Linked DNA regions of Homo sapiens: region 1 is linked to region 2. The links are chromatin contacts, found by POLR2A ChIA-PET in ENCODE. All regions are on one chromosome and are shown on one strand. The core of a region is the stretch at or near the end of the contact, and the rest is flanking DNA. Distances in the headings are between cores, read along the strand shown. Region 1 has its middle 100 kb from the start of LINC02997. Region 2 has its middle 22 kb from the start of LINC02997.

Region 1 (4,656 bases), core at 720-3,219, 82 kb before region 2:
AACATTTTTTGACACCATAAAAATGACTGATGCAGTAGTACCTTAAAAACTTCTTTTGAGTGAATGATTGGATAGTTTCCAAGTCATCCCAAAGTGTAGATTCTTGACTTGTAATGGAGACGGGGCAGCTTACCTATTGTCTCTTTTTTCCTGTGGGTATCTAACAGCTTTCTATGAGTTACTCAGTTAGAGGAGGAGTGTTCAGGTTCTCAGAGCCATCTCTTCCTGGAGAATCCAGCTATGTCTATTAAAATGCAACATACAACTAAACATACATACACATGAAGAATATTTGCATTACCAGGATAAACCTTAGATTTTCTTCTGAGGACTAAAAACTAACCAATCTACAATGTTCTCTCTGTATTTCTAAACCATTTAATTGTTATTGGTAAATAATATTGACACTAATAAAAATGCATGTATTTATTTTTATAGTTTTTTTAAGCATTCCTTTATATCCGACAATGATGATGCTTTCATGAGCACTTTGTTTAAAATGAGTAGATTCTAAGTGTCTGGACAGTACTCCAAATTTCTGTAAGACATCTGTCAACCCATTTCAAATCAAGGGCAATTTTCAAGCTATATTTTTTCCCCACTTTGTTTTTTGTATGGAATTTATTTTGAAGTGGTTTTTGTGTTTTTTTTGTTTGTTTGTTTTTTTGTTTTGTTTTTTTTTTTTTTTGCTTTTGTTTGTGTGGAGGAAAGAGCCTGCTGTTATTAAACTTAAAAGGGAGTTGGGCTGTTTTCTCTGGTAAAATTTCATTTGGGTAAGGTCAGTGAATAGCACCTGCTTTTCTTGAGAATTTGCATGAACACTGTAGTTATGGATTTCTTCCATACCTAATGTCAACACGTTGTCTCACAAAATGCCCATAGGGAAGGCCCCTCATCATTTGTCATCTGGGGCCTGTCTGCTCTTCTGGCTACTCTGGAAGGCCATCTGGCTACTTAATAAAACCAGTACATCTCTTGGGTCTGTTCAGTGATGCCTACATGCAATTTAGATTTTTCATAGACTTTTCCAAGATCTGTCCTGGATGAGCATACTGCATGCCTCACAGAAAATGTCTCTGCTCTTTTATGCTTTCTTTGTTCTGAGTCTTGGAAAGTGTATAGAAAGGTCTCAGTGTTATGAGCACACACGGAGAGTAATTAATGGATACTAATTAAGCAAGGGGTGGGAGGTATAATGCTGTGTTATTGACCATTTTCAAGTATGTTGCAAGCAGAGTCTGTACTTTGTGTTCCTCTGTTCTTAGTATGAACACGACTTGGCATGAGAGGAGCTTGGCCATGGAGTGAGTAACCGGTGAGCAACTGTGCAGTTGATGCCCCAGGACATGGTACTAAACCTGGCTAGTTGGGTCTCTTACAGTTCCCTGCAGACTCCCTTCCTCTAAATCTGGACTGCAACCTGTCTCTAAGGTCCAGCTCAAGGCCCATATTATTTAACAATATTCATAAAATATTTATTGAGTGCCTACGACATGCTGGACAATTGTTGGGGAGACAGTGAAATCTAAGACAGACATGTTCTGGCCCTCAGGTAACTTGCATTCTGGTGGGAAAGGTGGAACAGACAAAACATCAAATCAACAAATAATAAACAAGACAAGTGTAGCAGACAATACTAGTGCCTAATCTTCTTTTACTCTCTCCCTGTCCCCCTTGGCATTCACCTCTGTGCACAGAGGGCTGCTTATTGCCAGCCCTTGTGACTTTGCCCGAGGATTTTTTTTATAATCTTGGCCAATGTACAACGCTAGGTGGAAAGGCCAGTCAATCAATGCTGACTGGAATCAATGAATAAATATCCTAGCTTCCTTTCTCTCAGGCGGGACAACTCTGAGGCATGTTCTATACTGTTGTGAAAAAAAATTGTGAAAGACTTGGAAGTGGGTAAAAGAGATTACTGGATGTTCTTTCAAAGGAATGTTGGGTATGATTTAGTGACCCTCAGGCATTGTCTATTCCATAAGAGCATACAGCTTTGATTGTCTGACTAAGTATTTTATTTTCTGTCTGTAGAGGCAGAAGTTTGTGGGGCACTGATGGCAAAGCTGATGGACTGCAGATGGATGTTTTCTGTCCATAGCAAAGCAAATGTTTACCACTCATGACAAAGTCAGTGGATTTTGTACAGTAGATAAGTCAAATTTTTATTTGAACTCTTTGTAATATCATACTAGTTCCCTTCATAATTGATAAGTTGAATGAAATCCTTGATATGTGTTCATTTCATGTTTGCATGAAATAAACGATTTTACCATTTGAAAATTTTTCCTCAATAGAAGCTCCCCAGCAGGACTAAGCTTCAACTGGCTTCCTTCCCTTTCCTGCCTCACTTCCCCATTCTTTATCCATGTTCCTCGGGAGGAACTCCTTAATAAAAAAGCTGATTTACCTCAGGGTCTGCTTCAGGGGGGATCAAGACAACAAATAAATCCCACTCCCTGCATTCCTGAAGTGACAGACCCATTGTCTCCCTGACCTTCTCTCCTACAATACCTACAGTGGTGTAAGAACTGTTTTATGTGAAAAAGGGGAAGAATATGCTTGTTTTACTCAAGAGTCTGAGGAAAAGAGACATAAAAAGGTGAGGTAAGGAGGAGGTATCAGTGGAGGGTACAACACAGTACCTTGTGATGCAATCCTTCCTTTATGACTCCTGTCTGTGAAGTTATTAAGTTCAAGAAACACTTAGGTGTGGGTCAATTTCTGACTTTGAAAGGGCAAAGTTTATATCTGATGACAGTACAAGGATAGAACCAAAAGTGTGGAAATGCAGTTGATATGGTTTTTCTGTGCCCCCAGCCAAATCTCATCTTGAATTGTAGTTCCTATAATCCCTACGTGTTGTGGGACCAAGTGGAGGTCATTTAATCATGGGGGAGGTTTCACCCATCCTGTTCTCGTGATAGTGAGTTAACTCTCACAAGATCTGATGGTTTTGCAAGGGACTTCCCCTTTCACTGAGCACTCAGTGTCTCTCCTGCCACCATGTGAGAAAGGGTGTGTTTGCTTCACCATCTGCCATGATTATAAGTTTCCTGAGGCCCCCCCAGCCATGCTGAACTCTGAGTTAATCAAGCCTCTTTCCTTATAAATTACCCAGTCTTAGTTAGGTATGTATTTATTAGCAGCGTGAGAACGAACTAAAACAGCAAATTATTACTGGGAGTGGGGCATTGCTATAAAGATACCCAAAACTGTGGAAGTGACTTTGGAACTGAGTAACACACAGAGATTGGAACAGTTTGGAGGGCTCAGAAGAACACAGGAAAATGTGGGAAATTTTACACTTTGGGGGACTGTTGGAAGGGCATGATTGTGTTTTGAATTGTGAGGACATGAGATTTGGGAGGGGCCAGGAGTGGAATGATATGGTTTAGCTGTGTCCCCACCCAAATTCATCTTGAATTGTTGTTCCCATAATGCCATATGTCATGGGAGGGACCAGGTGGAGATAACTGAGTCATGGGGGCAGTTTCTCCCATCCCGTTCTCATGATAGTGCGTGAGTTCTCATAAAATCTCATGGTTTTACAAGGGGCTTCCTCTTTTGCTGGGCACTCATTCTCTCTCCTGCTGCCAGGTAAAGAAGGATATGTTTGCTTCCCTCTCCACCTTTATTGTAACTTTCCTGAGGCCTCCCCAGCCATGCTGAACTGTGAGTCATTCAACCTCTTTCCTTTATAAACTACCCAGTCACAGGTATGTCTTTTTTTTTTTTTTTTTTACATTTGGGTATTCTTTATTTATAAAGTACCTTTTCAAGTCTCTTGCCTGTTTATCCTTTGTACTGTCTTTCATTTTCTTTTTTTTATTTTTTTTATTTTTTATTATTATACTTTAAGTTTTAGGGTACATGTGCACATTGTGCAGGTTAGTTACATATGTATACATGTGCCATGCTGGTGCGCTGCACCCACTAACTCGTCATCTAGCATTAGGTATATCTCCCAATGCTATCCCTCCCCCCTCCCTCCACCCCACCACAGTCCCCAGAGTGTGATATACCCCTTCCTGTGTCCATGTGATCTCATTGTTCAATTCCCACCTATGAGTGAGAATATGCGGTGTTTGGTTTTTTGTTCTTGCCATAGTTTACTGAGAATGATGATTTCCAATTTCATCCATGTCCCTACAAAAAACATGAACTCATCATTTTTTATGGCTGCATAGTATTCCATGGTGTATATGTGCCACGTTTTCTTAATCCAGTCTATCACTGTTGGACATTTGGGTTGGTTCCAACTCTTTGCTACTGTGAATAATGCCGCAATAAACATATGTGTGCATGTGTCTTTATAGCAGCATGATTTATAGTCCTTTGGGTATATACCCAGTAATGGGATGGCTGGGTCAAATGGTATTTCTAGTTCTAGATCCCTGAGGAATCGCCACACTGACTTCCACAATGGTTAAACTAGTTTACAGTTCCACCAACAGTGTAAAAGTGTTCCTATTTCTCCACATCCTCTCCAGCACCTGTTGTTTCCTGACTTTTTAATGATTGCCATTCTAACTGGTGTGAGATGGTATCTCATTGTGATTTTGATTTGCATTTCTCTGATGGCCAGTGATGATGAGCATTTTTTCATGTGTTTTTTGGCTGCATAAATGTCTTCTTTTGAGAAGTGTCTGTTCA
Region 2 (5,140 bases), core at 829-3,328:
CACCAGGCATTTTCCTTGTGGGGACTCTGAGGCAGTGGGGACTCTGAGGCAGTGGGTAAATAATGATTTTCTTGTTTTTATTAATCTTTCTTAAATGTACATATAGCTCACATTTATTTCAGTGTTAAATATTAGAAGTGTTTTGGTTTTTCTTTAGAAGTTTGGTGATGTTTTTGTGAACGGAAATAGGCCATTACTGTTATTTATATCAATTAGCCTACAATAAAATTGGTTTTGTTTTTTGGCATTTCACTAAGTGAGGACTTAGCTGTATTGTTTGTTTTAATAAAAAATATAATTGCTCCTCCATCTCTTTAAGTATAATTGACCCTCTAGGAGAGGGGGCATGGTTAGACTATGGCTTTGAATGTCCTCTGGGTACAAATGGGTGTTAAGAATCTATCTGCTTTGAGGATTCAGGTACCAGTTCGAGAAATGCCAGGCTATGCAGTACTGCTCCTTTAGCGGAGGTTACAGAGCCATAGATGGCCATGTGTTTGGGATGTTATCAAGGGAATTTGTGCACTCAGTAAAAGGTTAGACTAGAGGAGGCTTAATGACGTCTAGTTTTCTATGGCATTAACATAACATAATGATTGAGGGTAAGGTTGTAGAGTCAGATGGGCCTGGGATTTGACTCCAACACCTGGCAGTTGTATGCTTTGAGGCAAGTTATTTAATGTCTTAAAGGCTCAGTTTCTGAAAGAGTAAAGAGTAGTTAATTATACCTACCTCATAATGGGTGTTGGAAGGATTAAATTAGCTGGTATACTGAAAGTACTTAGCTCAGAGTCTGGCACATGTTAAATGTTCATAAATGGTGGCCATTGTTCTGTTTTTTACCAAGGGGGCTCTGGGACAGGAGTGGAAATGAGCCCTCAGGCCATCTCCTTACACTTTCCTTCTCTGTGCTTGCTCCCCTCCTTGCTTTGCCCCAGTTGTAGGAGGTGATTGGAGCTTTGCCTGGCAAAACATGATGGACTGATCATGAGCCATTTCTTCTGCAGCAAATAAAAATGTTTTGGATCCTATTTCCTGCCTATGGTCTTGCACATCCTTGGAGGAACAGTCAACTGCACTGAAGCATTTCTTCCTCCCTCTAACTGCTCTGTAGGATGGGGTAATGGGCATGTTGTTGGCTGCAGCAAAAGGTGTCCACCAGGGCTTTTTCCCCTCTTAATACTATGTAGCAAGACAGGTAACAATTTGACCTTCTTATATTTATCACAAATAAGGAGAGCAAGTGATAAAGTATAGTAAGGACATATGAATTCTACATAGAAAAAAAAGCCAGTGAGAAAGTGTTCTCTTTCTCTCTCCTTTTAATGAGTCAGACATTGTAACCACATTTCTTTGCTAACCAGTCATTTGTAATGCATAGAAATTTAGTCAGCTAGAGCCTGTCTTCCAGGTGAGCGGTGCCAAAACCAATCGATCGTTTCTGATGCTGCTTCTGTAACTGTGCCATGGAACTAGCCATAGTTATGAACATTCTGCTGCTCTGTGCTGCCTCAGAACATTCCCCACAGGCCTTTGTGCCTTCTCGTCATCATTATCAGTATTATCCCTGTGATCAAAATACATGAATTTTGTTTTCTGTTTGAAAAAGCACTGCACTAGGCAAAATTTGGGAACAGTCAGATCCCTGCTTCAAACAAATTTACACTGTGAAGATCACCGTAAGAGGTGAGCAACTCTGAATAAACATATTGCTCAAATAAGCAGTGTCACAATGACTTCTTAGAATGGACTGTTCACGAGATAATCAGGCCTTGGGTAGGAAAACAGATAAAACAGAAGGTTACTGTTGATTAATGTTTTATTTTTGCTGAGCCAGTTTGATGCCCTTAACTACCATTTCTGTGCAGCAAAAGGGGCCAGCAAAGACCTTTCTGATAAAAGTTCAAAAAGCCTTATTGTAAGAGTGACAAAAATGTTAGTGAGTAGAGTCCTTATCGTGGATAATGGAATAGTTCCTCTTGGTGGAAATGGGCTGTTCTGCCAAGGGAACTCAAGGGAGTGATTGGGAGGTTTTTGTATATTATGTAAGCAAGTTTATTTTGGGAGCTCGGGGCAGAGTGTGCTGCTGTCTTTAACCACATGTGCTTATTTCCATAATGACCACTTCTTTCCTGGGCTGTGTGGAACATCATCTACATTAGTGCCGGGTGAGCAGCCGTGAAGAGGTGGTAAGGCACCAAAACTAGTGAGATGCTCTGATGATGCTTGTTGAACTCTGCCCAGAAGTAAACATCTGAATTTGGAAATGTAAAGATATTACCAGTTAAACCAATCCATTGCATTTGGATTCCCATTCACAAATGCATCCAAAAGCCCCTTACAATACTCAGCTTTCACTCTCTGAGTAAAAGTCTCTATCTTTTCTAGTTTATTCACTTAAAATAAGTATTGACCAGAAATTGTTTATGAACTCATAGTGCAAATTCTGTAGGCCTCAAACTTAAAACCCTAAATAGTTATGGCTTTATGTTTTGAAAGTTCGTGTCCTTCCTAGGATTTTCTCAGCTCTACTGTTGCCTACTTCCTTCTTCTTTATATTGTTCTGCAGCCTGCATTTTTCTGAATATGTTTCTTTCATTTTCATGAAGCTGGTGCTTGATCTGATCTCTCCACTTCCTTCTTAAAATTGGTTTGGCAAGTATGAAAGTATAGTTTTTACAATGGTAAAAATCATGATTCTCAGGCAAATGCAAAACAAGCACATGACAATGATTTTATTTAATTCATTAAATAATGGAGGGGGCAGGTAAAACAGTAAAACCAGCCCAAAAAGCACTGGAAACGTGACATATATAGTCAATTCAACAAAGAAATGTTAGGATATAATTTCTGGGTTAGGCACAACACTGGTTAATGTCCAGCAGGTCCGTTGGTTCACACTGTTAGTCTATTTACTCTGGATTAAATTTATTTATGTTTCTAGTAATAAAAATGTCCATGTTGGCTGTTACAGAGTTGTAAATTGTTGTAAAAAGTGCACCCTAGCACTGTACTGAAAGTACACCCAGTAATCTCCTTTCAAAATATTGGAATAATATTTTTAGACACAATCTAGTCTCTCACATTGCAAAAATAGAAAGAAAGCAAGCAAAAATCAAAAATATTCTCTTCCTCATCTCAATTCATTTCTTCCCTATTGCTCTCATGCCCTTTCATAGCCAAAGTAGTAGAAAGAGTTGTCTAGTTTCACTGGCTTCATTTCCTCACCTCTCACTTACTCTCCAGTCCACTCCGATATGAATTCTAGCGCCATCATTTTTTTCTCATCTTCTGCTGTGGTCACCAGTGACCTACATCTTTCTAGATCCAATGAATGTTTTTTATTCCTTATCTTATCCGACCTTTCAGCAGCTTTTGAATTTAACCACACATTCCTTGATACATTCTCTTCCTTTGGCTTCTGGGCGCTAATACTCTCCTGGCTTTTCGCCTGCTTCTTAGGATCCTTCTTCTCTGTCTCCTTGGCAGGCTTATTCTGTACTGCTCTGACATTAAATGTTGGGATTTCTCCATGTCGGGCTCTAGACCCTCTGTTCTTCAGTACTTTCTTCTCAGACACCACCCAAGCTCATAACTTCAGTTATCCCCATTTGCAGATGAAGCACACATTTGTTATCTCCAGGCTACATACTTCTGCTCATATACATGCCTGCTTGCTTGACACCCTCTTTTGAATTCCTAGAGACATTTCAAGTTTAATCAGGATAAACCTGAACTTATGAATTCCACTCTCCAACACCCCTAATTAAAGCAAGTCTTCTCCCAGTGTCCCTATCTTAGACAATACTACCTACTCAGCAATGCAAGCAGCAACCTAGGGAGCAACTGAGACATATCACTCACACCAAACCCTGTTGCCTTCAGACTCACTGTGGATGTCTACCTCCATGCAGAGCTGCTCTCCAGAATTCAAAGAAATGGCCTTTAGAATTTATTTTTATTTATTTACTTGTTTTATTAATTTTTTATTTTTTATTTCAATAGGCTTTTGGGGAACAGGTGATATTTGGTTACATGAATAAGTTCTTTGGCGGTGATTTCTGAGATTTTGGTGCACCCATCACCCTAGCAGTGTACACTATGCCCAATGTGTAGTCTTTTATCCCTCGCCAACACCCACACTTTCTCCCTAGTCCCCAAAGTCCAATGTATGATTTTTATACCTTTGCGTCTTCATAGCTTAGCTCCAAGGTATGAATGAATAAATACAATGTTTGGTTTTTTATTCCTGAGTTACTTCACTTAGAATAATAGTCTCCAGTTCCATCCAGGTTGCAGTGAATGCCCTTATTTTGTTCCTTTTAATGGCTGAGTAGTATTCCATGGTGTGTGTATGCATGTGTGTGTGTATATATATATATATCATATAATATTTTCTTTATCCACTTGTTGATTGATGGGCATTTGGGCTAGTTCCATAGTTTTGCAATTGCAAATTGTGCTGCTATAAACATGCACGTGCAAGTATCTTTTTCATATAATGACTTTTTTTTCCTCTGGGTAGATACCTAGTAGTGGGATTGCTGGATCAAACAGTAGATCTACTTTTAGTTCTTTGAGGAATCTCCACACTGTTTTCCATAGTGTTTGTACTAGTTTACATCCCCACCAACAGTGTGAAAGTGTTCCCTTTTCACTGCATCCCTGCCAAGATCTATTATTTTTTAATTTTTTTATTATGGCCATTCTTGTAGGAGTGATGTGGTATTGCATTGTGGTTTTGATTTGCATTTCCCTGATAATTAGTGATGCTGACCATTTTTCTATATGTTTGCTGGCTCTTTGTATGTGTTCTTTTAAGAATTGTCTATTCATGTCCTTAGCTCAGTTTTTGATGGGATCGTTTTGTTTTCTTGCTGATTTGTTTGAGTTCTTACAGAGTCTGAATATTAGTCATTTGTTGGATGTATAGATTGTGAATATTTTCTCCCACTCTGTAGGTTGTCTGTTAACTCTGCTGATTATTTCTTTTGCTGTGCAGAAGCTTTTTAGTTTAATTAAGTAAGTCCATTTATTTATCTTCGTTTTTGTTGCATTTGATTTTGGGTTCTTGATCATGAAGTCTTAAAAGTTTGATTGTTTAATGTGATAAATATGCCTGAGAAATGCTGGATAGTTC

What was found. ChIA-PET counts read pairs that join two places held with the same protein, here RNA polymerase II (POLR2A).
Region 1: POLR2A ChIA-PET joins it to region 2 with 17 read pairs in MCF 10A. The contact joins two enhancer-like sites. POLR2A ChIA-PET finds 5 or more read pairs at or near these places in 2 of 52 experiments (MCF 10A and activated B cell).

The regions. Positions count from the first base shown.
Region 1 is chr5:67,894,809-67,899,464 of GRCh38, reverse strand. No RefSeq gene overlaps it. Among named protein-coding and RNA genes, the nearest start is that of LINC02997, 100 kb to the right of the region's middle. Within about 2 kb of position 1,969, at least 2 of the 41 ENCODE cell types and tissues checked have a DNase peak (open chromatin) inside an H3K27ac peak, as active enhancers do.
Region 2 is chr5:67,812,554-67,817,693 of GRCh38, reverse strand. No RefSeq gene overlaps it. Among named protein-coding and RNA genes, the nearest start is that of LINC02997, 22 kb to the right of the region's middle. Within about 2 kb of position 2,078, at least 10 of the 41 ENCODE cell types and tissues checked have a DNase peak (open chromatin) inside an H3K27ac peak, as active enhancers do.